Linked DNA regions of Homo sapiens: region 1 is linked to region 2. Evidence: chromatin loops called from intact Hi-C (ENCODE). Cell type or tissue: endothelial cell of umbilical vein. All regions are shown on one strand. Each heading gives the region's core, and the rest is flanking DNA. Links, peaks and the distances in the headings are about the cores only. Region 1 overlaps SPECC1 (sperm antigen with calponin homology and coiled-coil domains 1). Region 2 overlaps SPECC1 (sperm antigen with calponin homology and coiled-coil domains 1).

Region 1 (14,860 bases), core at 5,756-10,755, 51 kb after region 2:
TTCTACCTCTGTGATTGATTTATAGTTCATCTGGGTAGAGAAATCTAGGTTGAAAGTCATTTTCCCTCCGAACTTTGAAGGCTTTTGCTTTGTTGCCTTCTAGGCTACATATGTGGTAATGGAATTGCAGGATCTTATGGTAGCTTTTTTTTTTTTTTTTTTTTTTTTGAAACAGAGTCTTACTCTGTTGCCCAGGCTGGAGTGCAGTAGTCTGATTTCAGCTCACTGCACCCTTCGTCTCCTGGGTTCAAGCAATTCTCCTGCCTCAGCCTCCCAAGTAGCTGGAGTTACAGGCATGTGCTGTGGCGCCCAGCTAATTTTTGTATTTTTAGTAGAGACAGGGTTTTGCCATGTTGGCCAGGCTGGTCTTGAACTCCTGACCTCAGGTGATCCACCTGCCTCGGCCTCCCAAAGTGCTGGAATTACAGGCGTGAGCCACCGTGCTGGTTTTTTTTTTTTTTTTTTTTTTTTTTTTTAAATAGAGACAGGGTCTTTCTCTGGTCACCCAGGCTGGAGTACAGTGGTGTAATCTCAGCTCACTGCAGCCTCAAACTCCTGGGCTCAAGTGATCCTCCTACCTCATCCTTCCAAGTGGCTGGGACCACAGGTGCATGCCCCCATTCCCAGGCTAATGTTTAAATATTTTTGTGTAGAGATAGGGTCTCACTCTGTTGCCCAGGCTGTTCTTGAACTCCTAGTCTCTAGTGATCCTACTGCCTTGGCCTTATTTTAAACTTTTTGAGGAAACTCCATACTGTTCTCCATAATGGTTGTACTGATTGACATTCTCACCAACAGTGTACAGGGGTTCCTTTTTCTCCATATCCTCACCAATACTTGTTATCTTGTGTCTTATTTTATTTTATTTTTTGAGACAGAGTCTCGCTCTGTTGCCCAGGCTGGCGTGCAGTGGCGTGATCTTGGCTCACTGCAACCTCCGCCTCCCGGCTTTAAGTGATTCTCTTGCCTCAGCCTCCTGAGTAGCTGGGACTACAGGCGTTTGTGGCACCACCGCCCGGCTAATTTTTGCATTTTTAGTAGAGATGGGGTTTCACCACGTTGGCCAGGATGGTCTCGATCTCCTGACCTTGTGATCCACCCGCCTTGACCTCCCAAATGTAGTACCCATTCTAACAGAAGTGATATCTCATTGTGGTTTTAATTTGCATTTCCCTGATGATTAGTGCATTTTTTTCATATACAGTTTGGCTAACTCCTGTTTTCTAATTTATTGCACAGATGTAATCATAAAAGAGAAACAGTAACATTACTCACAGACCAACCAGCTTAATACTCAGCTGTTCTCAATATCATGTGTTCTGTTATAGTTTGTGAATGCTTATTTTATATGAATTCTATGAATGCTTAGTTTGATGTACTCGTGATTGACCACAGTATAATTTTTCATTGGCATTTAAAAAATGTCACACTTCAAACATGTTTCTTCTTTATGATTGTGTTAATCTTCATAATTATGAGATGGAGCTTGCTTTTATGTTAACTTCTTGGAATCAGCCAGCCTCAGGAGGATGGTACACATAAGTGATGACGGGGTGGGAGCAGCACAAAAGATCCAATGGTGCTGGCTGAGCCAATCCCTGTTCCACTGGCCCTTCTCTCCACTGTCCCTTATGTGGTGCTGTGTAAGGAAGCATGGCCAGTCTCAGGACTTCAGAGTGCTTTGGTTAGCAGTGAGGTCTGACTCCCACTGCTTCAAGGAGGTGTCGTAAGCTGTAGGGCTGTTGCTCTTTACTTTTCCCTGTCAGTACCCACGAGGAGGTGTGTTTGGGCTGGAGGCCTGGGCTCACATGGTGGGTGCACAACCAAGACCATCATCATTGGTCTGATGATGAATTTTTAGCAACTCTGAACCTAACCTGTGCTCTGTAACAGTTTCTGAAATGAGGTGTACAGAGATGGGAAGAATCTTTTGGAAAACAGAGACAGACATAGTAAAAAAAAAAAAAAAGGAAAAAGAATAGATATAACAAAAATATGGCTGGATTGTACATTTCATAATACACATCCATTCATAAATATACTTTAGTTTCATGGTTTTTTAAAAATTCCTAGTAGTATAGATAAGGCAGAAGTAACACTTATGGGGAGAACAGACTGCAATTTGGCAGCAAAAGGAAGGTGTTAAACTGTAGCTGGAAATAACAGCAGACTTGATCTGTTCTATATTAATTTTTCCAGCTTCAAAACCAACAAACAATTGAAGGTTTAAAAAAAAGAAAGTGGCTGGGCACGGTGGCTCACGCCTGTCATCCTAGCACTTGGGAGGCCAAGGCGGGGAGATCACCTGAGGTCAGGAGATCGAGACCAGCCTGGCCAACATGGTGAAACCCCATCTCTACTAAAAAAAAAAAAACAAAAAAACGAAATACAGTAAATTAGCCGAGCATGGTGGCTCGCGCCTGTAGTTCCAGCTATTCGGGATGCTGAGGCAGGAGAATCACTTAAACTTTGGAGGCAGAGGTTGCAGTGAGCTGAGGTCGCACATTGCATTCCAGCCTGGGCAACAAGAGCAAAACTCCATCTCAAAAAAATAAAAAAAGAAAGAAAAAGTCAGCCTTAATTTAGTGATGTTATTAAGAATAACAAATGCCAGTGTGATGATCAGTCCTGGACTCTCAGGTTTGCCTGTTCTGACTAGAGTTATGGTGAAACTTTAGTTATCTTCCAGTTTTTAATACGGTCCTTGCTGCAATGACTTTATTCTAGAGAACTAGCATTACTAAAACATTTTAGTGCTTAGTGGTTTTTAATACTTATTTCACAAGAATAATTAAATAAGTCTTTTCCTCGTTGAGTGTGTAGTATGATGCAGGTTAGGTATCTGTGACACCTATAAGTAAGGCTGACCCATGAACAACACTAGCTTGAACTGTGTGGGTCCATTTATATGGAGACTTAAAAAAAATAAATACATTGGAAAATTATTTGGAGAGTTGCAACAGTTTGAAAAAAATTCAGATGAACTGGGTAGTCTAGAAATATGAAAACAATTGAGAAAAAGTTACATATGTCATGAATGCATAAAATACATGTAGATACTAATAATCAGTTTTATCATTTACTACCATAAAATATACACAAATCTATTATAAAAAGTTAAAATTTGTCTAAACTTATGCACACACAGACTGTACATGGTGCTATTCATAGTTGAGAGAAATGTAAACAAATATAAAGATGCAGTATTATAACTGCATACAATTAACTGTAGTACATACAGTACTCCTGTAACAATTCTATAGCCACTTCCTGATGTTGTTGCAGTGCGCTCAAGCATTGGGGGTAGCTGCTTGGAAGGTACTGTGATGCTAATCATCTCTGTGGGAGCAGTTCCTCTCTCCAGTACACCTCAGATCGCAGTAAAAAGTGACCTCTTGAGATTCTTGAGTATGTTTTGTTGTGTTTAGTGCAGTACCACAAACCTTGAATAACACTATGGGACCCATACAAAGTGCCACTAGTGATGCTGGCAGTGCTCCCTAGAAGCCAATAAAACCCCTGACAGCATTGAATTGCTTGCTAGATTGAGGAATGGTTGCCTGTCGCTTCAGACAGATGATTCATTTTGCAAACAGACCATGTAAACTTATGGTATTGATAAATACAGTATGGTACTGCAAATGTATTTCCTCTTCCTTATGGTTTTCTGAATAACATTTTCTTTTTTCTATCTCATTTTATCTTAAGAATACAGTATATAATACATATAACACAAAGTGTGTGTTAACTGTTTATGTTTTCAGTCAGGCTTCCGGTCAACAATAGGCTATTAGTAGTTAAGTTTCTGGGGAGCCAAAAGTTATACACAGAGTTTTGACTGCATGAAAGGTTGGCACCCCTAACCTCCAAGTTGTTCAGGGGTCAACTATATTAAAAGTCTATGATATACTCTTGGCTTTCCAGAAACTTAATTTGAAGAAGTTAATTTAAAAACCATAGTTTTCTATATATTAATTTGACAGTTCAGCCTTTATTAGGTCAAAGTTTCAAAAGAGCTCAGCTGTTAGATGTTTAGTAATGAATGCCATCAGCCTTTATGTCATCAGGATTCAGGATGTTTAGGTGTGTGTTTGCTCAGGGCTCAGAAATAGTCTTGGTGGTGGGTTTACAGCTGCCCATCTTGTTAGGTGTGGAACCTGCCTTAGCGCTGGGGCTGCTGCCAGTCTATGGGAACATTCCCTCCCGTGCCCTTCCTACACTGTAGAGGCCTACAGGTTGATGACCACTTCTGGGACCCTTCATTACACCTCTCACTGAAAGCATGTAGAGTTGTGTAAGTGACAGCAGCCAGCCTTGACTCATCAAATAGTCTTTCAGTTTGTAAAAAAAAAAAAAAAAAAGTCCAGGATTTTATTTTACACTGTAACATCTGAGGTGGGTTTCAATTCTAGAGCACAATGGAGACTGATGTCTGGGTTTCACCCCTAGAATTGTTTTTACATTGTCTGTGATATAGTACAGATGAAAATAAAAGAGAATTATTTACACCTTACATTTGCTGTTACAAGTATTCTGTATTATGTCTATATCATGTCAAGTAACATAGGTATGTTCTTATTTCATTTATTCTTGTTTCTCCATGTACACAAATGAGTACATCATTTCCACTTACGGCAAAAGTGATATGTCATTGTATCAGATCCATCTCTCAGTATTATCTGTATCTTCTGATTTCTTAATCAAATTTATGCTGTCAAAATATGTTAATGATGTTTTTTAAAGTGTTTATTGAGAAATTCACAAAGAACTTGTATTTTGTCAAAAGGCCATTGTTTTTGTTGCCAACATTATCAGTGCAGATGTACTAAATTGCAAGTTACAGAAAACCCAGCTCAAGGTGACTTATAGGAAGGGTATTTACTGGCTTGCCTAACTGAAAGGCCAGCTATAGGCCAAACTTCAGGGTTGATTTGATTTAGCAACTTAACAATGCTATTGAGAGTTTAGTTTCCTTCTTCCTTCTCTGCCATCTGCATTCCCACCTTCCTCTTGAAAGGGCAGGGTGGTTGCCAGCCATTCCCACACCTACACATTTTCTCACTCTGGTCCCGTGGTGTTTAATAGCTTGCCCAGAAAACCTTCCCTTTGTCACATTGATCTTAATTGAGTTGTGTGCCCATGCGTGAACCAGCAACTGGCTGGGGATGGGGTCATCCTGAGTAGCTCAGGCTTGGAGTCAGCCTCACCCAAAGTATAGGGCTGTGGGGAGGAAGCACAGAAACCACAGTCAGAACTGGGTAATTAGCTAGAGGAGGAGGAAATGGATGAAGAGCGACAGCCACTGTCCACTGTGCCATGTGATTTACAGTCATTTGGGTTTTGTTTATAAGAATGCTTGCTTTATTTTTTCATTTTTTTCTTCTTCTGTCTTTAAGGGGCCTTTACAACAACTAAACGGACAGGCATTCCAGCCCCACGGGAATTTTCAGTAACTGTCTCAAGAGAGAGGTCTGTGCCACGTGGTCCCTCCAACCCCAGGAAATCAGTGTCCAGTCCAACTTCTTCCAACACTCCCACTCCTACGAAACACCTGAGGACCCCTTCCACAAAGCCCAAGCAAGAGAATGAAGGTGGAGAAAAGGCTGCGCTTGAGTCCCAAGTTCGGGAACTTTTGGCAGAAGCCAAAGCAAAAGATAGTGAAATTAACAGGCTTCGAAGTGAACTAAAGAAATACAAAGAGAAAAGGACTCTGAACGCTGAGGGGACTGATGCTTTGGGCCCAAATGTCGATGGAACATCAGTCTCCCCAGGTGACACGGAACCTATGATAAGAGCTCTTGAGGAGAAGAACAAGAACTTTCAGAAAGAGCTTTCCGATCTAGAGGAAGAAAACCGGGTCCTGAAGGAGAAACTGATCTATCTTGAGCACTCCCCAAATTCAGAAGGGGCAGCAAGTCACACTGGCGACAGCAGCTGCCCAACATCCATAACTCAAGAGTCAAGCTTCGGAAGCCCAACTGGAAATCAGATGTCCAGTGACATTGATGAGTATAAAAAAAACATACATGGAAATGCATTACGGACATCAGGCTCCTCAAGTAGCGATGTTACCAAAGCTTCTTTGTCGCCAGATGCTTCCGACTTTGAGCACATTACAGCAGAGACACCCTCAAGGCCCCTGTCCTCCACCAGTAACCCCTTTAAGAGTTCAAAGTGTTCTACTGCTGGGAGTTCCCCAAACAGCGTAAGTGAATTGTCCCTGGCTTCCCTCACAGAGAAGATACAAAAGATGGAAGAAAACCACCATAGCACTGCAGAAGAACTACAGGCTACTCTACAAGAATTATCAGACCAGCAACAAATGGTACAGGAATTGACAGCTGAAAATGAGAAGCTGGTGGATGAAAAGACGATTTTAGAGACATCCTTTCATCAGCATCGAGAGAGGGCAGAGCAGCTAAGTCAAGAAAATGAGAAGCTGATGAATCTTTTACAAGAGCGAGTAAAGAATGAAGAGCCCACCACTCAGGAAGGAAAAATTATTGAACTGGAGCAGAAGTGCACAGGTATTCTTGAACAGGGCCGCTTTGAAAGAGAGAAGCTACTCAACATTCAGCAGCAGTTGACCTGTAGCTTGCGGAAGGTTGAGGAAGAAAACCAAGGAGCTTTAGAAATGATTAAACGTCTGAAGGAAGAAAATGAAAAACTGAATGAGTTTCTAGAACTGGAACGGCATAATAATAACATGATGGCCAAAACTTTGGAAGAGTGTAGAGTTACCTTGGAAGGGCTAAAAATGGAGAATGGATCTTTGAAGTCTCATTTGCAGGGTGAGAAGCAGAAAGCCACAGAGGCCAGTGCTGTGGAGCAGACGGCAGAGAGCTGCGAAGTTCAAGAAATGTTGAAAGTAGCCCGAGCAGAGAAAGATCTACTGGAACTGTCTTGCAATGAGCTCAGACAAGAATTACTAAAGGCAAACGGTGAAATTAAACATGTTTCCAGTCTGCTGGCCAAGGTGAGAAGAGACAGCTCTTTACTGGTATTTGCTCATCCTTGTTCACATTTCTGCCCTTAACCTCTAAATTCACAGAGCACAGAGAAGCATTTGCTTAGTCTGTTTCATTCACGAAGCCAGCATTCCAGCTTGAAGGCCTGTTAGATTGCACACAGGTTGGGATTGGGGGATACAAAAAGGAAACACCCAAATTTCTGATTATGGGCGGTTCAAAATGTGGGGATGTAGAGTCAAATCAGAGTATGATGCAGTGATAAAAGAATATCATACAGCCTATGCCCAGGCTCTAGTCTAGTGCAAAGGAGGGGCATCTGGTGTAACGTGGGGGTTGGGCGTAGCACAGAAGGACTTCCTGGAAGAAATAGCAACTGAGCTGAGTTCTGAAGATTGAGTGGGAGTTTGCCAGTCTGTCAGCATGCTTTTAGCTGCCAGTAACAGAAAATGAAATCACTCCCAATTTTCAACTAAAATATTACCACTATTTTGGTGTTTTCTTCCAGATATATGTGTGTGTATGTGTATCATACAAGTTACACAAATTTATAATCATCCTGTACATGTTATTAACTTTTTTTGCATTTGACATTTTAGAAATATTAAAACTTTTCTCAGCATATTCCTATCATTAAATATTCATTTAAACATTATTTTAAAGGCCAGATACTATTTTAATATAAATATTTCATATTTACCCTGTTGTTGAACATACATGTATTGTCAAACATTTGTGGTCTTTCCAGTCTTTCAATATTATAAATACTTTTTTATATCTATCTTACTGTTTATTTAGGAAAAATTCCTAGACGATGACTTACCGAGTCAAAGAGTATAAACATTTTAAAGACTTTCAACACATTCAGCCAGATTGCCCTTCAGAAATATTATGCCAGTTTATTCATCCTAGCGGTCATGAGATCATGAGCTTTCCTGAGCCTTTGCCAGCACTTGGTATTACATTGTTATATCATTTAAATCTGTTAATCATTTCATTTTTTTAACCTTTTTTGCTTGGGAAGATCTTCCATAGCCCAAGAGCAAATAACTTTTCTCAACACTTTAATCAGCCTGTAATTTTGTTTTTGATGCAAGAATTGTGGTGATTTTATGATATTCTGCCCACCTCCCAGAGCAGTGCTGGAGAGGTGCAGAGAGATGGCCTCCTATTTCTTGTTCCCTCCAAGTTCTGGGTCTGATTTAGGGATCTACTGGCAAGAGAGATTCAAAACATCTTCCTACCTTAGTTTAGGGGTTGTCATTGTTTCAAGGAGCAAATTATGCCATGAGCTCTCAGGGAGATTTTTCTCCACTGCTTCGTCTGTCTTAAGATGAGTCTGTTGCAGCCTGATTCTGCAATTTGGCCATCTGATGAGCTTAGTGGTGGGTCATGTTAAGGAGTTTCTCTCTTTGTCTGTATTCTAAATTTGTAGGTATTTTATTGAAAGTACGGAAGTAATTCCATTAGAGGTTACTAGTCAGGCTTGGCATTGGGTTTTAATATCTTGTGGAGTAAGATTATTCTTTTTTTACTTTAAGATTACTCACTACTCTCTGGCAAAATGTTTTATCTCCCATGTGCACCTTCTTGAAGTTCTTTATCAGTCCCTCTGTGTTTTTGGTAGTTTGGCATTACATTAAATGTGCATATCAGTGAGAAATAATTTGACATCTTAAAAATAGCTTATTTTTTTCTGATCATAAAATATTTTTATTACAGACGATTTAAAAAGTACAGAAAAGTATAAAAAAGAAAAGTATTACCTTTAATTTCACCACTTGGAGAAAAACTGCTAACCTTTTGCTGTATGTCCTTTCAGGCCTTTTCTCAGTTTATACATGTTTGAGCATGCATAAAAACTTGCATTGATATGATTATGATATTTTGTCTTCCTATCCAGAAGAGTAGAGTATGTCTGTCCACATTCCATTACAAAGAATCAGTTGGATTAGTTTATCTATTCCACTATTAATCTGTTTCTGATTAACTTGTTTCTACTTTTATCTTTATTAATTTTTTTGTCTTATTTTTTGTACATTTTGGTTTCTTGACTAAAATTCTTTGTTCATTTAACTTTTTTTTATCCTTGGTTGATAATGAAAGCATTTAAAGTTATAGCTTTGGTAAATAGAGGCAATAAAATCTGGAATCTTCTGGAATAAACTAAATGTAATTTAAAGGAAAGTGTGCATTTTCTGTAGAGTGCAAGGCACAACATATATGTTTAAAATCAAACTGTTATTATTCATGTATCCTACATCTTACTGCATGCTAACTAGAAGTATCAAATACTGATAGTAAGAAGGGAAAGGTCCTAGCTAGTATTTTTAGGTGAGAGTTTGAGGTAAAGATGGGGGCATGCTATCACATAGGGTTTCTTGTATATCTATCAAGACCCTAGGTTTGTGATTTTGTGCTGTCTTATGTGCACAGAGACTGATTTGTAATTGCAGTGGACTTGTAACATACTAATCTTCCTACCCTTTTACATTACTGTAGAAAAAGCAAAACATAGACCTCCTAAATGGACTAATACTGATTGTATCTCTACCACAGACTATCAAGTAATCTGCCAACAACCATGAATTTAAATGATAATACTTAAGAGACTCATGTCCAAAGGATAACAGGAGAAGTTTTAGCACAAAACTATGATGAAGGGTCTAACATGCTGGACTGGGTCCTCTTGACTTACCCAGTGAGCAATGATGTGACCTTGGGCAGGCCCCTTTACATTGTGCAATGTCGAATAGAAGCGTGACGGTGGATGGATCCTGGTCTCGTATCTAATTCCAAGGGAAGCATTTAACATTTAATTATGATGTATGTTTTTTGTAGGCATTTGGTACATACCTTTTATTATGTTATGCAAGTATTTGCTAAGAGGTGTTTTGTTTGGTGGTTTATTTTTAGAGACAGGTTCTCGTTTTGTCACTTAGGCTGGAGTGTAGTGGCGATTATAGCTCACTGCAGCCTTGAACTCCTGGGCTCAAGCAATCCTCCCACCTCAGCCTTTCTGGGTAGCTGGGACTGCAGCCAGGCACCACCATGCCTGACTACTTGGCTTGTTTTTAAAGGATGAGGATTGAATTTTTTCTACAGCTAATGACGTGATCTGATAGTTTTTATGTAATCAAGTTTTTTTCTCCTCTAACTTGTTAGTGAGGCAAGTTATAACAACAGATTTTCTAAGGTGCTCTAGTGTAAAATCATGCTTGCATTCCTGGGGTAAATCCTAATTCTTCAGTTTTCAGTGGTTTCACTTGACTTTTTGCTGAGAACTTCCAAATATAGCTGCCTTCAGCAGGTATCGGAGTAACTGTCCTGTTGAGCACCAAGCAACAACGTGTACCCCATGAGCAGTGCATTCATCCACTCTAATGCTTGGCGAAAGGTGAATATTATTAAAAAGGATACAATAAGCTATTTACAAAAGGGGAAAGTGGTGCCAAACCATCCTATGATCTAATAGATTCCGTAAATCTATGTAAGTTTCAAGTTAAGATTACTCAAGCAACCCAGATACCGTCAAAAGAACCTATAAAAAGCCTTGAAAAGTACTTTTTTAAAAATAGGAGGTAGGTGTCTTCCTCAAACAATAAATGGAAAATTGGTAGGATTTCTACACTATCTTGTAGGCTTTTTTTCTTCTCATTTCTTTTTCTTCATTGGTTTGCTGATTTCTTTATTTTTTTCAACTTCTCTGATATACCCCATATGCATCTTGATGGCCGCTTAATCTGTAGTCACATGACATACTTCTGTACAACTTTGAGGACGGGTCTGATTTCCACAGAACCCAAAGCCACCACTCCTATCCTTGCCCTAGCTAGCAAGCAGCATGGAGTTGTATGGGATTGTTGTTTTTCCAGACAATAACATGACCCAGCTTTAATTTACTTTTTTACCTTTTCAGTTGTTTGGGATCTTGGTTTCAAGTTAGAATATCTTTTCTGGGCTTGAAACCTAGAAGTTTTAAAAGAAAATTATCTATTTATTCCCGTGAGGTTGAAGCTTATAGGTGGTATCCTTAGAATCTTAGTTCTTTCTGCAGAAACTTCAGTCCGCTTCCAGAAGAGTAAGGAGATTATAAATAACCCCTTGGCATGAATGGTTTGCGGGAGTCAGCAGAGGTGAAATGACTAGTGTTCTGCTTGTGTGGGTCCTAGAGCCAAACTGATTTAGAGTGGCCAGTGGTCAGAGATGGCAGAACCAGAATTTGAGGGAAATATGTGGCAAATAGATGATCCTGTAGCTGTGACATTGGAATAGGATGCCTTAAAGGACTTAAGAGATCTGGAAACCTGGTTTAAACAGTCAGGTGGGTTGGAAGTGTATCCAGGTGATGTATTGATATATGAGAAACTGCCCTCCTGTCAGCGGCTTGAGCCAGGGGACACTCCCTCCACCCCGGCCCCAAGGGTGGGAGATTGGCTGTGGCTGCCCATGATGCAGGCCCAGGCTGTGGCTGGCAGTGCTGTGGTTCTGGACCTCCTGCCAGGGGTACAGGACAGCTCAGCATTGCCAAGCATCTTGGTCCACCTGTTGGCGACTTGGGGCAGGCATGTCACCTGGACATCTGGGTCCTATGGGGAGAGGGTTTCCCAGAGCTTTACCTTTACATCTGATTGGTGAGAACTGCGTCACACAGTGCCCCCAGGCCACCTCTCTTGAAATCACAGTTGCAGCCTGATTCTTGAACAAAATTGGGATTCTGTTAGGAAGAAACAAGGTGGGGGTGGCTTTTGGTGGGGGATGGGCACTTGCCCCACCAGGCCTCCACTCCCTCACCTTTTCCCACAAAGTACTCACAGTGATCTGATCATGTAGCGCCTTCCGGTGCTGCCTGGGGCACCACATGGCTTCGCCCAGTGCCCAGCTCCCACCACACCTCCACTTGCAGTCCCACCCCACATCCAGCCATATTCCCACCCCTCCCTCCATGCCAGGCCTGGCCGGGCCAGTGACTGTCTGGCAGTCATGTTTGCTCAGGGGGTTTTCTCGGCCTGAAGAGACCCCACCCCATTGACCATTACCTGGTCCCTCCTGAAGCTTTCCGCCTCAGTTATGGGGTCTTCAGCGAGGCATTCAGCTCTGCGGGGCCCTGTCCCATGGAACTTCAGACTCATCTCAGTAAATGACATTATTGTCACTCAGCCAAGGTCACTCATGGGAATGGCCTGACCCACCCTGGCCCTCAGAGGATTCAGATGTGCAGGCAAAACTCTTTGGGGCCCTGCAGGGAAGCTGAGGGAACCTGCTGCCTGAGTAGCCACTGGCTGCTGCTGGAGAGGTGGGAAGGTTACTGAGCTGAAAACATGGAGATTTCAGTCATCTTCAGCTCACACATAAGGCATCCCACTGGCACCAAATATCAACTCTGGTGAGCAGAGGCCTGTGGCTTCATGCTGGGAAGGAGGCCTGTCAGCAGCTCCTGTCAACAGGGCCTGTTTTCCAGCTCCCCTGGGCAAGCCATGAGGATGTGGAAGTCGAGGAGGCCTGTGGAGGCTGTTGGGGAGAGCCCCACAGCTGTTGCACCAGTAAGCCTCTGCTCAAGGGGCTGTGGCCTGGGGAAAATTGCCACAGGCCTCAGCCTGGCTGTGCAGAGCCAGTTTAGCATTAGGAGCGGAATCTTCTAGAGATTAAACTACAAAGCCAGAATGCCTGTGCAGCCTTTTATTTTGTGGGATGTGATAGGCATGTGGCCCGGAACTCATGGCATGTCTGCCAGGTCCTCTCCCGACACCCCCAGGTCTCTGTTCTTGAAGCCCCTTGAAAAGGGGCAGAAGTTTGGTGGAGACAGTCAGATAGTTTGAGGAAGGGTGGTCTTGCCAGTTGGGCAGATCCACAGAACCTGTGGCTCCGACCCCTTGCTCTTACCTGTGACTCCACAGGGGGCTGCTTCCCAATCCTGCCTGACCCTGCTTCCCTGCGATGGACTTGTTTTCTCCTGGACACGTTAATGCCTTTTGTGAGGTGAGGCCTAAGCAGTCTCTTCCTTTCACATGACCTCAGGACTCATCTGCGAACCTGGTGTTGCCCAGCACTTCTCTCTCCAGTCCGAGTTCTTGGGAAGTACCTGCGTGGGGCCTTGTTGCTTCGAAAGGTCCCTACCAGGGTACAGCCACTGCTTCTGAAGCTTGCCTCTGAGTTCCTAAAGGTGAAATACAGATGTTTACCCTCATCTTTGAGTTTTCTAACAGCCTTTCTCCACTATACCTGAAGTGTAAATAAACTAACATTTCCTCCTCTCCCTTGGTGGAGCAGCATTGGCCAAAATAATAATAATTCAACTTTAGGCCAATAAGAATGAACTATGGATGATTATCAGCAGTGTCTATTCACAACAGGGCTAAGAACCGAGCAGAGGGAGTTTTGCAGTACCCAAGCTAGATGCCAGAACAGAAACACCCCACTTTCTTACTCATTGAATTAGCCCGTTTTCATGCTGCTGATAAAGACATACCTGAGACTGGAAAGAAAAAAAGGATTAATGAACTTAACAGTTCCACTTGGCTGGGGATGCCTCACAATCATGGTGGAAGGTGAAAGGCACATCTCACATGGTGGCAGACAAAATAAGAGAGCTTGTGCAGGGAAACTCCCCCTTATATAATCATCAGATCTCGTGAGACTTATACTGTCAGGAGAACAGCACAGGAAAGACCTGCCTCCCTGATTCAATTACCTCCCACTGGGGTCCCTCCCACAACATGTGGGAATACAAGATGAGATTTAGGTGGGGAGGCAGCCAGTCTGTATCACTCATGGTAAATTTACTCAAGCTGTCATTCCAAGTTTATTTCCTTTTAAACTATATGTAATTTTAGCATTGCAATTCCTTCCATCTATTAGGTGTTCAGTAAATACTTTTCAGACGAATGAATGAATGTCAGAGAAACTTGCAGCAGAATTGAGGGGCTGCTATAATTATATTAATATGTTTAAAAAGTAAAGTTTATTATATTTTAATAACAGCAACTAATATTTTGGGCTATTTGTATGTGCTAAGCAGTCTCAGAGCTTTTCCATCATTTAATCTTATTTATCTTAATTTTATGCTGTTGATTCTGTTGTCTAGTATTTTTTCATTTGAGCAAACAGAATGATTTAAGTTATTAGTCTAATGGATTGATGAAATGAAGCCAGCATTCAAAGTTGGGTCTGACCTTAGAGCTCTTATTCTTTTTTTTCTTTTCTTTTTTTTTGAGACATGGTCTTGCTCTGTTGCCCAGGCTGGAGTACAGTGGTGCGATCATAGCTCTCTGCAGTCTCAAATTCCTGGGCTCCAGTGATCCTCCCACCTCAGCTTCCCAAGTAGCTGGAATTACAGGTGTGCAACACTATGCCCAATTTTTTATTTTTATTTTCATAGAGACAGGATCTTGCTCTGTTGACAAGGCTGATCTCAAACTTATGATGATCCTCCCACACCTCAGTGCCTCCCAAAGTGCTGGGATTGCAGGGGTGAGCCAACGTACCCAGAGCTCTTATTATAATCACTGATTTAGACTGCTGCCCAGTTACCTGAAAGCAAAGAAGAGACAGAAAAACACTTAAAGCAGACCTAAGACTAATAGTTGTCACTGTCATCTTAAGGCCAAAGCCCTTTGAAGAAAACCACCTTTGAAAGCCTTGTTGAACTAGGAGAGTTTTACCTGATTGTAATACAATGGAGAAATTCACAGTGAAAACCTGAGTCATCAAGAAATGTTATTTTGTTTGACCTCTACCTGAGTCTTGAGGGGAGAGGGGGTGAGTTGACCCCTGAGTGTATGGGGTGGGGACTCTGGGAATGCTGCCAGAAGAGAACAGCAGGTCCTAAGGCCAGAAAGCCTGGCCACCAAGGAAGTGATGCAGGTAGTTTGTCCTTGTTGGAGTGAACAGGG
Region 2 (14,860 bases), core at 4,765-9,764:
GAACATTGTAGGTTTTTCCAGCTTTTTGCTATTACAAACAGAAAGGAGGCAACGTGCAGTTGTTAAGAACACAAACTCTGGAGTTAAATGGCATGGTTTCTCTGCAGAAAAGGGTGAATGTAGCAGGTCTGGGACTGCTGTCCTTAGAAAGGCTGCTTCCAAGGTTGGCACTTGGCTCGTGTCAGGGAACTTGGATTTCGGAAGGGTTCCTGCCACCCTAATTGGTAAGAGTGGCTCACTGCATAAACTGTGCAAACACTGTAGTTTATGCTGAACTCCTGTTTTCCTTCCAGGAGCCTATGTGATCGCCTGGTAAAAACCCTGGATGCTAAGTCTCTAGTGAATTTCCCTGGCAGACATTTCACACGTGTTGTCACAGCTCATTGCTGGAAGAATTAAGCACACCCTGAATGACTACACTGGGGGGAAATTCATGGAAGCTTGCACCTAGTTTCCTCTGGACTTGGTCTTGTAGACCTTTTCCCTTTTCTTTGTATCCTTTTGCTGTCATATATCATAGCTCTGAGTGCAACTGTGTGCTGAGTCTTGTGAGTCCTTTCAGAGAATCACCAAACCTTGGGGTGGACTTGGGGACACAGGTTTAAATCCTGGCTCTGCTGCTTTCTAGCGGAGTAAACTTAGGCAAGTTACTCACCCTCTCAGTCATTTTCTAATCTTTAATTTGAGTTAAAAAAACAGTTTTGTTTTATAAATCGAAATATATAATGTACTTAGAATAGTGCCTGGCATGTAATTATTTCTCAACAAATGTTAAGAATTATCTTGCAAGCTAGATGTTTGTGTATATTTGTAACTATTTCTTTTCTTCTTTTTTTTTCTGAGATGGAGTCTCACTCTGTCTCCCAGGCTGGAGTGCAGAGGTGCGATCTCGGCTCACTGCAAGCTCCGCCTCCCGGGTTCACACCATTATCCTGCCTCAGCCTCCCGAGTAGCTGGGACTACAGGCGCCCGCCACCACGCCCGGCTAATTTTTTTGTATTTTTTTTTTAGTATAGTAGAGACAGGGTTTCACCGTTTTAGTCCGGATGGTCTCGATCTCCTGACCTGGTGATCTGCCCGCCTCAGCCTCCTAAAGTGCTGGGATTACAGGCGTGAGCCACTGTGCCCGGCCTTTTTTCTTTTTTTTTTTGGGACGGAGTCTCAGCTCATCACAACCTTTGCCTCACAGGTTCAAGTGATTTTTTCTGCCTCAGCCTCCCAAGTAGCTGGGATCATCCCTGCACTTTGGGAGGCCGAGGCGGGCAGATCACCTGAGGTCGGGAGTTCGAGACTAGCCTGACCAACATGGAGAAATCCCGTCTCTACTAAAAATACTAAATTAGCCAGGTGTGGTGGTGCATGCCTGTAATCCCAGCTACTCGGGAGGCTGAGGCAGGAGAATCGCTTGAACTCGGGAGGCGGAGGTTGCAGTGAGCCGAGATCGCACCACTGCACTCCAACCTGGGCAACGAGTGAAACTCTGTCTCAAAAAAAAAAAAAAGTGCTGGGATTACAGGTTTGAGCCACCGTGACTGGCCTGTAACTATTTCTTTCAAATAAATTTCTGTAAGAATAACTGCTGAGCTTAAGGATATGTACTTTTTTTAATGTGTTCTGGTCATAGTAGTAAAATATATTTATTAAGACAGATATTTGGTATAGAAAAAAAGTCTTTCCTAATTCTATATTTCAGATATAGTTATTTCTAATAATTTGCTATATACATGTCAAAATTTATTTCTACACATATTAATATGGACAGTAGAATATAGAAATTTTTAATAAAAATGGGACCACATATATATTATTTTATTGTTTATGCCTGTATATAAGGGATCTTTATATTCAGTGAAGTTCCATAAAAACCTTTTTGTCTTCCTTAAAACGCTTAGATTATAGGTGAAGTAAAAAATATGTAATTATAATGTCCAAGTTGTCAACTTAGTTATACCTTTACATTTGAAATTACACATTATAGAAATACAGTAATTTAGAAATTACAGACAGTCCCTGACTTATGATGGTTTGACTTAGGATTTTTTGACTTTGTGATGGTACAAAAGCTATACTGTACTTCAAATTTTGAATTTTGATCTTTTACCAGGCTAGTGATATGTGGAGCTACACTTTTTTGTGATGCTGGGCAGTGGTTGTGAGCCGCAGCTCCTAGTCAGCCCTGCAATCATGGGGGTAAACCTTCAACAGTACTGCGTTGTCAGCATTTTTTTGAATATTGTTTGCCAGCATTTTTGCATCCATCCTGTCTACAAAGCCCATCTCGACTTAGAATATTTTCAGTTTACAATGGGTTATTGGGACGTAACCCATCATAAGTTGAGGAGTGTCTGTACACTGTTGCTTTTTTTATAGTCATCACAGGCGTCTTTGACATGTCACCCTGTCACCATGATCATCAGAGCCACTTTTAAGGTTTACATCAGATACACAGCACATCAGCTTCACTTCCGCGTGTTGCTTGATTCCACTGGACTCTTTGATTCCACAGGAAATTTTATCCTGTTCATATAACATTCAGGCAGTTGGTTTTTCATTTGCCCAGGATGTGTGACTGCCACAACCTGACTGATCCCTGAACTGCTTTTTAAAATTATCCATGGCTGGGCATGGTGGCTCATGCCTGTAATCCCAGCACTTTGGGAGGCCAACTCAGGTGGATCACCTGAGGTCAGGAGTTCGAGACCAGCCTGACCAACATGGTGAAACCCTGTCTCTACTTAAAATAGAAAAATTAGCTGGGCATGGTGGCAGGCGCCTGTAATCCCAGCTACTTGGGAGGCTGAGGCAGGAGAATCGCTTGAACCCGGGAGGCTCTTGTCTTTGACATGCTAGTTCTGTGGGAGAAACCCCAGCTGGGCCTGGTGGCTCATGCCTGTAATCCCAGCTACTCGGGAGGCAGAGGGAGGTGGATCACTTGAGGTCAGGAGTTTGAGACCAGCCTGACCAACATGGTGAAACCCCATCTCTACAAAAATAAAAAAATTAGCCAGGCATGGTAGCATGCACCTGTAATCCCAGCTACTTGGGAGGCTGAGGCACGAAAATCACTTAAACCCAGGAGGCGGAGATTGCAGTGAGCTGAGATCACGCTATTGCACTCCAGCCTGGGCAACAGAGCAAAACTGTCTCAAAAAATAAAATAAAATAAAATAATACAAGCATTGACAGGTACAGAAGTACCATGAGGGAGACAGCATTGAATTCTGTCTGAGATGTGCAGGCAGACCAAAGGGGGGTGATAACAGAGCAAGAATTTAAAAGATGATATATATTACTCTGCTTCAGCTGCCATAACCAATTGCACAGACTGGATGGCTTAAACAGCAGAAATTTATTTCTCGGAGTGTTGGAGGCTGGAAGCCTGAGTTCAGAGTGCCAGCATGGCTGGGTTCTGGTGAGGAGTCTTCTTGGCTTATACATGCCACCATCTCACTGTGACCTCACATAACAGAAAGAGAGAGAGAGAAAGATCTCTTCCTCTTCTTTTTTTATTTTTATTTGTTTTATTTTGTTTTGTTTTTTGAGATGGAGTCTTGCTCTGTTGCCAGGCTGGAGTACAATGGTGCGATCTCGGCTCACTGCAACCTCTGCCTCCCGGGTTCAAGCGATTCTCCTGCCTCAGCTGAGAAGGTGGGACTAGAGGCACGTGCCACCACGCCTAGCTAATTTTTGTATTTTTGGTAGAGATGGGGTTTCACCATGTTGGCCAGATGGTCTTGATCTCTTGACCTCGTGATCTGCCTGCCTCAGCCTCCCAAAGTGCTGGGATTACAGGCGTGAGCCTCCGCCAGCCTCTTCCTCTTCTTATAAGGCCACCTATCCTGCTAGATTAGGGCCCCCCACCCTTATGACCTCATTTAACCTTAATTACCTCCTAAAGGCCCTGTCTCCAAATACTATCACATTGTGGGGGGTAGGGCTTCAACATGAATTTAGGAAGGACACAACTCAGTTCACAGCAGATGAATAAGCATTTGCCAGGCAGCTCAGTTATGGACGAGGTGTTGAAACCGACGGAATATAGCAGATATGAAAGCATAGAGGCCTGAAACAATAGGGTGTGTTCAGGGAGCTACAGCTGGCTCAACATTGCTGTAATATAAGTTGGGAGGGAGAACTTCTGAAAGCTGAGGCTAGAACAATAGGGGTGGAGGTGGAGCACATGATTATGAAGGACCTTGGTATACTAAGCTTAGAAGGACTTCATCTTAAGGGTAGAGGGGAGCCACAGGAACTTCTAGGCAGAGGCATGGCGCAGTCAGATTTGCATTTTTGATAATTCAGGTGGAGGAGCAATTTAAGTAGCAGCGAAAGTGGAAGTAGTAAGTTAGTTGGGAAGCTAATGCAGTAGCCCTTGTGAAGCAAAGATGCAGCAAAGACAAGAGAGGCAAAGTCTGGAAAATGTTAAGGTGATGAAATGTGCAGGACTTGACTAGATATTTTAAATGTGGGAGGTGAGAGAGCCATAGGAGTCCAGGTTGGGTTGGGGTCTTACTTGTCCAGTTTCCATAAAGAGACATGTTAATTACTTGACATTTTACAGAATTAGTATATTGACTCATTGATTTCCAAAACTCTTTGAATAAGTATGTAACTGTTCTGTAGATTGAAGTTGTGTCACTCTTACCATGATCACAAACTCAGGCTCTGCCTATCATTTTGGAACTATTTGGGGAAGTCGACCATCTTTTCTGGGCTAGTTACCTTTTTAAAAGGGGAGGGAGTTGCACTTGGTGTCATATGCATTTCTGCTCTAACATTGTTTCCTGCTATTTATTTTCCTTAGTATATTTGCTTGTACATGCTCAGTATTGTGCTGTGTTTTATAGATTACAGAAATAAAACTGTGACTCTTGTCTTTGACACGCTAGTTTTGTGGCAGAAACCAACTCATGGTACTATACTACCACTAAAAAGAAGTAATGTGTATTTAAGGGCTAATTTGTGTCTGCTGCCTGCAGCCTATACATTGGTTCATTCATTTGTTTTCATTCATTTGTTCCGAGTCTCTGTGTTTATAAAGTTTACACTCTAGTGGAGGAACAATAATTAGTAAACATGTAGTATATGGAATGGTGATCAGTGTCACAGAGGCCAGCAAAGTAGGAGAGGGTGTGTGCTGAGGGTCTGGCTTACTATTTAATGTGGTGCGATGAGAGAAGCCCCCTTAGTAGGGTGACATTTGAGCAAAGGCCCAGGGAGTGAGAGAGGGTGAGACATAAGGTCTATGCAGTGTAGGTGTCGGGAGGAAGAATGTTGCAGGCAGAGGGAACACCAAGTGCAAAGGCCCTGAGATGGGAACATGCCCCGCTTATTTGAGGAACAGTGAGGAGGCCGGTGTAGCAACAGCAATGTGAGAAGGGGAAGGTGAGTTCACTGATGGGGGAAGAGGAGGATTATTCAGGGCCTTGGAGGCCATTGTAAGGGCTTTGACTTTCCCTCCAAGTGAGACAGAAAGACACTGGAGCGTTGCAAGTGGGGGTGTGACATGATTTGACCTAGGCTTTAGAAGCATCACTCTCACTGTATGTGCAGAATGGACTATAAAGAGGCAAGGGCAGGAGAAGTGAGACTGGTTAGGAGGCAGTTGCAGTAATCCTGGCAGGAGATGACAGCGGCTTGGATCGGGGGTAGCAGTGGAGGAGGTGAGAAGTGCTGAGATGTAGGGCTATTTATGATACACATACTGACAGGCGTTGTTGAGGGACGAGATGTGGCATGTGAAAGGAGTCGAGGTTTCTGGCCTGAGTCACTGGAAGAACGGAACTGCCACTTATGGAGATGGAGAGGACTATTAAAAAACCTAAGTGGAGGTGTCAAGAGAAGGTGTCAAGAAGGTAGTTGGACAAATGAGTCTGGAGTTAGAAGAGGGAACCAGCCTGGAGATATGTAGATGGTATTTGAAAGCCACAAGTTGGTAAATCAAAGACCAAGAGAGTATATAGGAAAGAGGTCTGTTGGCTGAGCTTTAGTGCCCAGGGTGGGTCAAGATGAGGAGGAACCAACAAAGGGGACTGGGAAGAGGCTTCTAGGGGAGTGAGCAGAAAACTAGGAGAGGGTAGCATCCTGGAACCAAGTGAACACACTGTTTGGAGGCGTTAGGAGTAATCAGTGGTGTCCTACGATGTTGATGCGTGACACCTGAGAATGGACCGTAGTGTTCAAGTGATGCACGAGATAGAACCAGTCATACCACTAATGGTTTTTTTAGTCCTAAATATTTTTACTGCAAGATTTCGTTGTTCTAAGTGTTTTCACTGTCAGATGAAGGATGAAAGTCGTTCAGGGTAATTTCCATTTTAGTAATTTCCGACAGCGGCAGAACAGTTTCTACTTACGATTGGTATGCATTTTTATTATTAGCCATAGTATTCATTTTGGGTGAGTACGTCTTTGTTAGCGTTATTTTTCTTCACCACCTCCTCGAGTTGTTCATCCATTCATTCATTCACCCAAAGAAATGCTTATTAAGCGCCTGTCCTGCGCTAGTCCTAGGTTTCTCTTGTCCTGATAGGTCTAGCTTCACACGAGCAGGATTTTGCCTTTCCGGCGGCACTAGGCTTCCGCCTCACCGCAGTGGGGTTTTTCCAGCCTACCTTGTGCAGCTGCGGTTCTCAGCATCCGCGGGCGGAGGCCTGCAGCCGGTCAGCCGGTGCGTCCCGCCCACGGCGCGGGGCCTTCTGGCAGCCAAGAAGGAAATACAGATGAGGTGGGCGGACAGTATGCAGATGACGGGGGCGGGCCGCGCCTGGCGGGCGGTGTGCAGTTGAGGTGGTCCGGCAGGATGCAGATGAAGGGGGCGGGCCGCGAGGGCGGGCTTGATGCAGATGAGGGGGCGGGGCCCACGGGCGCGGGAGAGCAGCGGCTCCGCCGGCAGCTGCTGGGAACTGGAAGGCGCCCGGTCCTTTCTTTGACTGGAGCGGACCCGCCGGACGCAACCGCCTCGCCAGCCGGAGCCAGCGCGAGCTCGGCACGGTGGACACCCGGTCCGAGGCCGGCAAGCCGGCTGGTGCCCGAGTCGGCCAAGCATGGGCAACCACTCAGGACGGCCCGAGGATCCGGAACCAGGTCTGTGCGGCTGGCGGGGGTCGCGCCGCAGCCGCAACCCCACCCCCCCTCCAGGCGCCCTTCCCCCACCGCCTCCGGCTCGCGGCGCCGACTGGGGCGAGCGAAAGGCTAAGGTCCTGGGGTGTGATTCTTGTCGTTGGAATGCGCCGCTTGGGATTGTGAAATTACCTGTGCCGACGCCGCGACCAGAAAACGCTGCTCGTCCTGAACGCGCACCTGGGCGCCGGGGCCGCCGGGCAGGCACCGCTGGGTCCCTGCCGCGGGGTTCCCCACTCCGCGCCTGGCCTGCGCCTAGACCAGGTCTCCTGAGCGCGCAGGCCGCCCTCGGACTTTCCGGGCGTTTGCGGGGAGGGCGTGCCCCGCGGCCTCTCCCTGTCGGCCGCCGGCCCCGCAGTTTGTGGCGCCCGCGGCTCTGCCCCTCACACTCACGCCAGGGCTGCCCCGCGACTGTTCCTAACCCAGAATAGTCCGTGCTTGTTCTGGGGTGTCGGGCGCGCCTCTGGTTATCCCGTTTTTACTTCCTCAGTCCTGAGTGAGCTTCGTGGAGTCAGTTGGGCCGTAGTTTTCGTCCTCTGGTAGCTCATGTCGGCCCCCAGCAGAGTTAGATGCCGATAAGCAGGGTTGCTTTTAAAAACAAAACGAAACATTTCTGGACTGTCACGTGAAGCAAAAGGGATTTAGTTTTGCCTGAAAAATGGCATCTTGGCTGATAGGAAAGAGGTGGTTGACCTGACTCTGGAGTCCTTGTGGGGGTGGGGGGCCGGTGACAGGTATGTGTTTCTGTGGGAGAGTCAGAACTGTAAATATTTTCCAAAGGCGTAATATTTGAATTTTAATTTGAATGAGGACTTTGAGGCTCTGAGAGGTGAAGCGACTTGTCCGAGTGACCTTTTCCGGAGCTGGGTGCCGTGCTGTAGGACGCTGGGTCGTCCTGGCCTCTGCGCATTGCTTCTCCTTCATCTCCCAGCGCCCCAGCCGCCCCACCTTGGCCCTATCCTCGGGGTGGGGTGGAGGCGGGTGCCTCCCTGACACTTGGGGTACATTGGACTGGTACCACAGCCAGGATGGAAAACTTGGACGGGCTGTCCAAGTTTCTTCACAGGAATACTATGAAGAAAAATTTCAGGGGCCAGCTTACTGCCTAGAGGTGACTTTAGTTACACAGCACTTGTTCAGACTATTTTTTGGGCAGAATAACCAACAATAAGCATATTCATAAAATGAAATATGCATAAAATAAAAATAATATACTTGTTATAAATAACCCTGTTGGTAAAGGATTGGTTCGGTAAAGGATTGGTAACATTTTAAAAACACTTCTCATTAGTTACATGCTTGTCCAGGTATTGTGAAAACCCCTGTGTATTATTTCCTTTGTGTTAAAATTGTGAAAAGAGTTACTCTTGTTACAGCTTTTAAGACTGATTGGATGCCTGTGTTCCAATTTTTTTAGTGACCTTACTTTTTAAAGCACTGTGATGGATAGGACATAAAAAGAATATGTTTATGCCAGTGACTTATTTTATTGTATTTTTCAAAGAATGCATATCATTTCAGAATGGGAACTCTGATTTGCTGCAAATGAAGATACCGGATTTAGGGCATTTTTAAGAGATGGTGTCTCACTATGTTGCCCAGACTGGCCTTGAAGTCTTGGGCTCCAGCACCTCTCCTCCGTCAGCCTCCCAAGTAGCTGAGACTACAGACAAATGCCACCTTGCCTGGCTAGAAATTCGTGGTAAAAACTTTAAATGCTGGATTACTGTCTGAAAGTGTAATTTTAACTGGCCTTCTAATGCTGTGATGAAATGCTGTAGAGTTCATCACTGAGATCCTGGAAATTAGAGCTTTGTTAAAGATGCGTGGGTTTTCAGTCGGCTTTACCACAGGGACTGGGATGAGGTCGCATGGCCCCAACTGGCAGTTGTGGTACATTGGACTAGAATCTCAACAAGTGCTTCCGAGGGTCATCAGAGCAAGGGGACCAAAAGGATATAAGGGGGAAGCAGAAGGAGAAGGGAGGCTGGATGAGTGATAGCAGCACACAAGCCTGAGTGTCGCATGGTTCCCGTATTGTGTCAGTTTTGTCCATGGAGAACAGACATTTAGAATTAAGAATGTATCCAAGACAGACAATAGGGATAGGAAGCAGAATTAGAGGAGTTCGAGACCAGCCTGGGCAAGGAAAGCTTTTGATCATGATGCAGACCCAACACCTATGAAAGGGAAGCGGGAGGCAGCAGGTTTGGGCAGGGAGAGCCTCAGATAATGATGCAGACCTGAAGTCTTGGCCACTTGATGGGGGAGCTCCCTAGCAAAGCCCACCCATTAGAGGGGTCTCAGGTTGGGCAGAAAGGACAGTCCCTAGTCTTTCTGTGGGTCAGTCATTGGCCAGAGGCTACTTTGGAAGAACGTGCCTTCAGCTCAGAAGCTAACACAAGTCTTGGGATCCTCGTGGTGCCAACAGCTGGAAGCTGTCAGCCCTCTGCAGTCCTTGCAGATGAATGGCAAGTTCGGTTTTTTTTGTTCTGTTTTGTTTTTTGAGACAAGGTCTGACTGTCACCTGGGGTGGAGTGCAGTGCTGTGATCATGGCTCACTGCAGCCTTGACCTTCCAAGCTCAGGCAATCCTTCCACTTCAGCCACCCAAGTAGCTAGGACAACAGGCCCGGCTGTTTCGTTTTTGTTTTGTTTTTTTTTGTAGAGATGGGATTTTGTTTTTGTTTTTGTTTTTTTTTTTGAGATGGAGGCTTGTTCTGCCACCCAGGCTAGAGTGCAGTGGTGTGATCTTGGCTCACTGCAACCTCTGCCTCCTGGGTTAAAGCGATCCTCCCGAGTAGCTGAGACTGCAGGTGTGCACCACTATGCCCGCCTAATTTTTGTATTTTTAGTAGAGGTGGGATTTCACCATGTTGGCCAGGCTGGTCTTGAACTCCTGACCTCAAGTGATCTGCCTGACTCAGCCTCCCACAGTGCTGGGATCACAGGTGTGAGCCACCATGCCTGGCGTAGAGATGGGATCTTGCCATGTTGCCCAGGCTGGTCCCAAACTCCTGGGCTCAGGTGATCCTCTTGCTTCAGCCTCCCAAAGTGCTGGGATTACAGGTGTAAGCCACTGTACCTGGTTAAGTTCTTTCTTGAAAAAGGGATCCCAGTGGAACACCTCCATGGTTGACTGCCACAGGACCTCAGTTGCTTGGACAGGGAGAGTCTCTTTAAAGAGTAAAGAGGTAAAATCCCCATCTGAGACCCGCTGTAGGCGTTGAGATTGCACCATCTTTTCCAGATGGAAGCTCCTCATCCCCTCTGGGGTGTTTCTAAGGCAGAAGGCAGCTTCTCAGCTGCTGCTGCTTTTCTAGCCCTGGAATTGGCTGTGGTGGCAGCAGGATTCCTCTGTTGTGGTATCTGCAGTCCTCCGAGTTGGGACATCATGACTTAACATGGTATTGCAGAATGGATAAGATAAATAGATCCAGTAAAAGATATGAAAATTTCATGTCTGAAATTTTCAGCCTGGGCAGAGAAAGTTGGTGACCACATCTCATGCTTCCTAAAAGGTCCTAGTTAACAGTCCTTCAGTTTCCAACCAGGTTGTCATCACCTCATTGTCAGGGCTGCTGGGCATGGTTGTGCAATTTGTGTACTGTTCAAAGGCATCTGCTTAGAGAGTTGAGTGGGCCTGGCAGGGTTGTAGCAACCCAGAGGAAGGGGTGCCGTTTTGCAATTTTGCCTTTTTATATTCACACAAAGGTGCCCAAAGTGTTAAAGAAGTCTTAGAAAGTGAGTTTAGAAGGTTTTCCCTAGTCCCAGTACCAGCTTATTATTTGTTTTAAATTTGCATGTATGAAATTAAAAAGTTAATGCAAATTACATGAAATAAAAGCTGCTCAGGTGCACTCTGTATTAGTTATAGTTAATGCTAACTGTGGTTACAGATAAATTCCAAAATAGCCACTTAAGACAGTTAAAGTTGATTGCTGCCTCATGTCGCATCTGGTGTGAGTTGGGGGCCATCAGCAGGTGGTTGTTAGAGACTCAGGCTGGTGGATGCTCCTCTTCAGCATATGGCTCCCAAATTGCCCTGAATCTGCCAGCAGTCGGGAGAGGAGAAGGCGTGTGGAGGACCCTGCCCGAGGTTTTAGGGGCCAGGCCTAGAAGTGGTGCACATTATTTCTACTTATGTTCCACTGGCCAGACTCAGTCACAGAGACCCACTGACATGCCAGGGGACTGCATCAAGCAGAGAGCATGCATATTGGTAAACATTAGTGTCTCTTTGTAGACATGATGACCATTCTCAACCACATTTGCATCAGTATTTTATTACAAAAATTTTAATCAGAAAAATTAAGACTTACATAGTAAACACCCATGTACCAACCACCTAGATTCTAAATTAATATTTTGCTGTATTTGCTTTATTTGTACATCTCTATATTCATTCCTCTACCCACCCATTAGTCTGTCTTATTTTTTGATGCATTTCAATGAAATGGTAGTTACCTCTACAATTCTACATGATATACTATACCCTTATTGTTTCTTGATTTGTTAGTTTTCAAGCCTCTCTACTACTAACCTGCACTATGAAAGTTGAGGAATTAAGCACATTTTCCCTGCTATATATTCTCCTCACTCCCCGTTTCTGCAAGTCATACTTAAATTTTCCAAATCCATTGTTAGTATAAAAATGCTAGTGGTAGAATACAAGTAGTGGTATACAGAAGTTTACTGTAAAAGTCCTTCCACTTTGCTATATGAAAATTTCATTTTGAGACCAGCCTGGCCAACATGGTGAAACCCCGTCTCTACTAAAAATACAAAAATTAGTCGAGTGCGGTGGTGGGCACCTGTAATCCGAGCTACTTGGGAGGCTGAGGCAGGAGAATCGCTTGAGCCCGGGAGGCGGAGGTTGCAGTGAGCTGAGATCGCGCTACTGCATTCCAACCTGGGTGACAGAGTAAGAGTGTCTCAAAAAAGAAAAAACTTTAAAATTCTAAGGTAATCTATTGTTTTCCACTTCTATTTCTTGACTCACCAGCTTTAAATAGTGTCCTAGGCTTCGTCACAGGTAAATGAGGATGTAGTGCCCCTAAATGTCTTCTGCCTTATTCTCAAGAGTCCCCCTCCTGCACTTATTCCCAGTCTGCCTCTGGACCTTTCACATGGCTAGAACATTTTCATTCTGTTCCATAATTAGTATTAGTAAGTCTTCTGTGCATCATTTATAGGTTAATTCTAAAAATGGAAGGCCTATCAGCATTTAAAATATCAGGATCTCATGTATTATTTAATGGAGAACCAGGTAGTATGTTTAGATTTATAGAGAAGACAGTGGCATCTTACATTGCATAACGCGTGATCTGTGAAGACAGGAGGAAGGAGTAAGGAGAATGGAAAGGAGTTGGTATGAATATGCTCTTTACTTTTAAAATTAATATGCTTTTATCCTGTTACTCAGTTTCTGTCTTTTGCAGACTGTAAGAGGGAATTTCTTTTTTCTTAAAAACAAGAAGCTAGTCTGCCTTTTCATACTCAGTTCTGTCACTTCTTTTTTTCTTTCTTTTTTTTTTTTTTGAGACAGAGTCTCATTCTGTTGCCTAGGCTGGAGTGCAGTGGAGTGATCTCAGCTCCCTGCAACTTCTGCCTCCCAGGTTCAAGAGATTCTCCTGCCTCAGCCTCTTGAGTACCTGGGACTACAGGTGCGTGCCACCATGCCTGGCTAATTTTTGTATTTTTAGTAGAGACGGGGTTTCGCCATGTTGGCCAGGCTGGTCTCCAATTCCTGACCTCAGGTGATCCGCCCACCTGGGCCTCCCAAATTGCTGGGATTACAGGCATGAGCCACCGTGCCCTGCTCTCATTTCTGTCACTTCTGCCCTCAGACTTCGGGCAAATAATTTTTTATTTTTTTATATATATATTTTTTAGACAGAGTCTCGCTCTGTCGTCCAGGCTGGAGTGCAGTGGCACGATCTCGCCTCACTGCAAGCTCCACCTCCCGGGTTCACGCCATTCTCCTGCCTCAGCCTCCCAAGTAGCTGGGACTACAGGCACCTGCCACTGCGCCCGGCTAATTTTTTCTATTTTTTAGTAGACACAGGGTTTCACCGCGTTAGCCAGGCTGGTCTCCATCTCCTGACATTGTGATCCGCCCACCTTGGACCCCCAAAGTGCTGGGATTACAGACGTGAGCCACCGCGCCCGGCCCAGGCAAATAATTTTTCCTCGAGCTTCAAATTCTTTATCTAGGAAAGGGAAGAGTAATATAACCTACATTGTAGGATTGTTGTGGTGATTCATAGGTTAAAACATATGAAGGCTTAAAATAGACACACATAGAAAGCACCTGATAAGTTTTAGCTGTTAATTCTTCTTAACCCTCCAACATAATACTTTGGTTTGGACTGGTTGCTTTCTAGTCCCATCTCATTCTCAGGTTAGTTCATTATTTCTTGGATCCTTTTTCTCTTTTTTGGATTCTCTTTGCTTTTGTAAAAGTGAAGATGTGGCTGGGTGCAGTGGCTCACGCCTGTAATCGCAGCACTTTGGGAGGCCAAGGTGGGCGGATCACCCGAAGTTGGGAGTTCGAGACCAGCCTGACCAACATGGAGAAGCCTTGTCTCTACTGAAAAATACAAAATTAGCCAGGCATGGTGGCACATGCCTGTAATCCCAGCTACTTGGGAGGCTGAGGCAGGAGAGTCCCTTGAACCTGGGAGGCGGAGGTTGCGGTGAGCCAAGATTGCACCATTGCACTCCAGCTTGGGCAACAAGAGCAAAACTCCATCTCAAAAACAAAAAACAAAGTGAAGATGCATACATCAAATATCAATGGTAATACATAGTAAAAAATCTAAGAAGGTCAAATATATGTTACTGTAATAAATGTCAGTGGGTTAAGCTCCCCATTAAAGAGCTTCCCCTAATTAAGACAGAAAATCAAATATATATACTGCAGAAAAGCTTGTTTATACGTTACTTTGATTTTTAAAATTAAGTCATTTAAAGTTGTGGATAATAAAAAAGTAGCTCTTGAAATTTTCAAGTTCAACGTCTTGTTATTCCATATGTTCTATTTACAAATGCAGTAAAATTTAATAAGCACTCTTTAAGAGCATCTGGTTAAATTGAGTTCTGTTTACAAACTTTGCTAATAAAATTAACATTTTAATTTGTGTTTATTAATTTAGTATATTTAGGTTCTTGTTAAAGTCTGACAAAAAAATCCAGTTTTTAAAGTCTTATAAATTTAATAATTATTCTAATAAACTTAGTGATTCTTAAGTCCTCTTATATATTCCAAAACATTTATATTCTCTCTCTCTCTTTTTTTTTTTTTTGAGACAGTTTCTGTCTCTGTCACACAGGCTGGAGTGCAGTGGCAGGGTCAGAGCTTACTGCAGCCTTGACCTCCTGGGTGCAGGCGGTCCTCTCACTGCAGCCTCCCGAGTAGCTACGACTACAGGAGCATGTCACCACCCCTGGCTAATTTTTGTGTTTTTTATAGAGACGGGGTCTTGCTATATTGCCCTGGCTGGTCTTGAACTCCTGGGCTCAAGCTATCCTCCCACCTTGGCCTCCCAAAGTGCTGAGATTTTATAGGTGTGAGCCACAGTGCCCAGCCTGTATTCTCTCTTTATATGTGTGTATATGTAGATGCAAGCTTTCCAATTTAAAATTACAAATTAATTACTCAGTTACATATTTTGAATTGGAATCGCAAGGTTGACCCTGTAACTCTTTAATAGATCCAATTCTCATAAACATTAAAA

The links. Peaks named below come from ENCODE experiments on the same cell type or tissue, not always from the same donor. Only the 100,000 strongest peaks of a DNase experiment are listed, where the experiment ranks them.
Region 1: a loop joins it to region 2, with 2.3 times the contacts of the local background. A loop is called at or near these places in 10 of 110 quality-filtered maps.

What each region holds. Positions count from the first base shown.
Region 1 is chr17:20,198,937-20,213,796 of GRCh38, forward strand. SPECC1 (sperm antigen with calponin homology and coiled-coil domains 1) reads left to right here. Exons shown (of 15, transcript NM_001243439.2): 4 at 5,397-6,976. Among named protein-coding and RNA genes, the nearest start is that of SPECC1, 200 kb to the left of the region's middle. In endothelial cell of umbilical vein, for the core only: no CTCF peak of the experiment used is centred there; a DNase peak (open chromatin) is centred at 7,875; H3K27ac peaks cover 1,138 bases.
Region 2 is chr17:20,149,151-20,164,010 of GRCh38, forward strand. All of the region lies in intron 3 of SPECC1 (sperm antigen with calponin homology and coiled-coil domains 1), which reads left to right. Among named protein-coding and RNA genes, the nearest start is that of SPECC1, 150 kb to the left of the region's middle. RefSeq lists silencers at 6,634-6,743, 6,754-7,203, 7,214-7,423. In endothelial cell of umbilical vein, for the core only: no CTCF peak of the experiment used is centred there; a DNase peak (open chromatin) is centred at 6,791; H3K4me3 peaks cover 1,385 bases; H3K27me3 peaks cover 504 bases.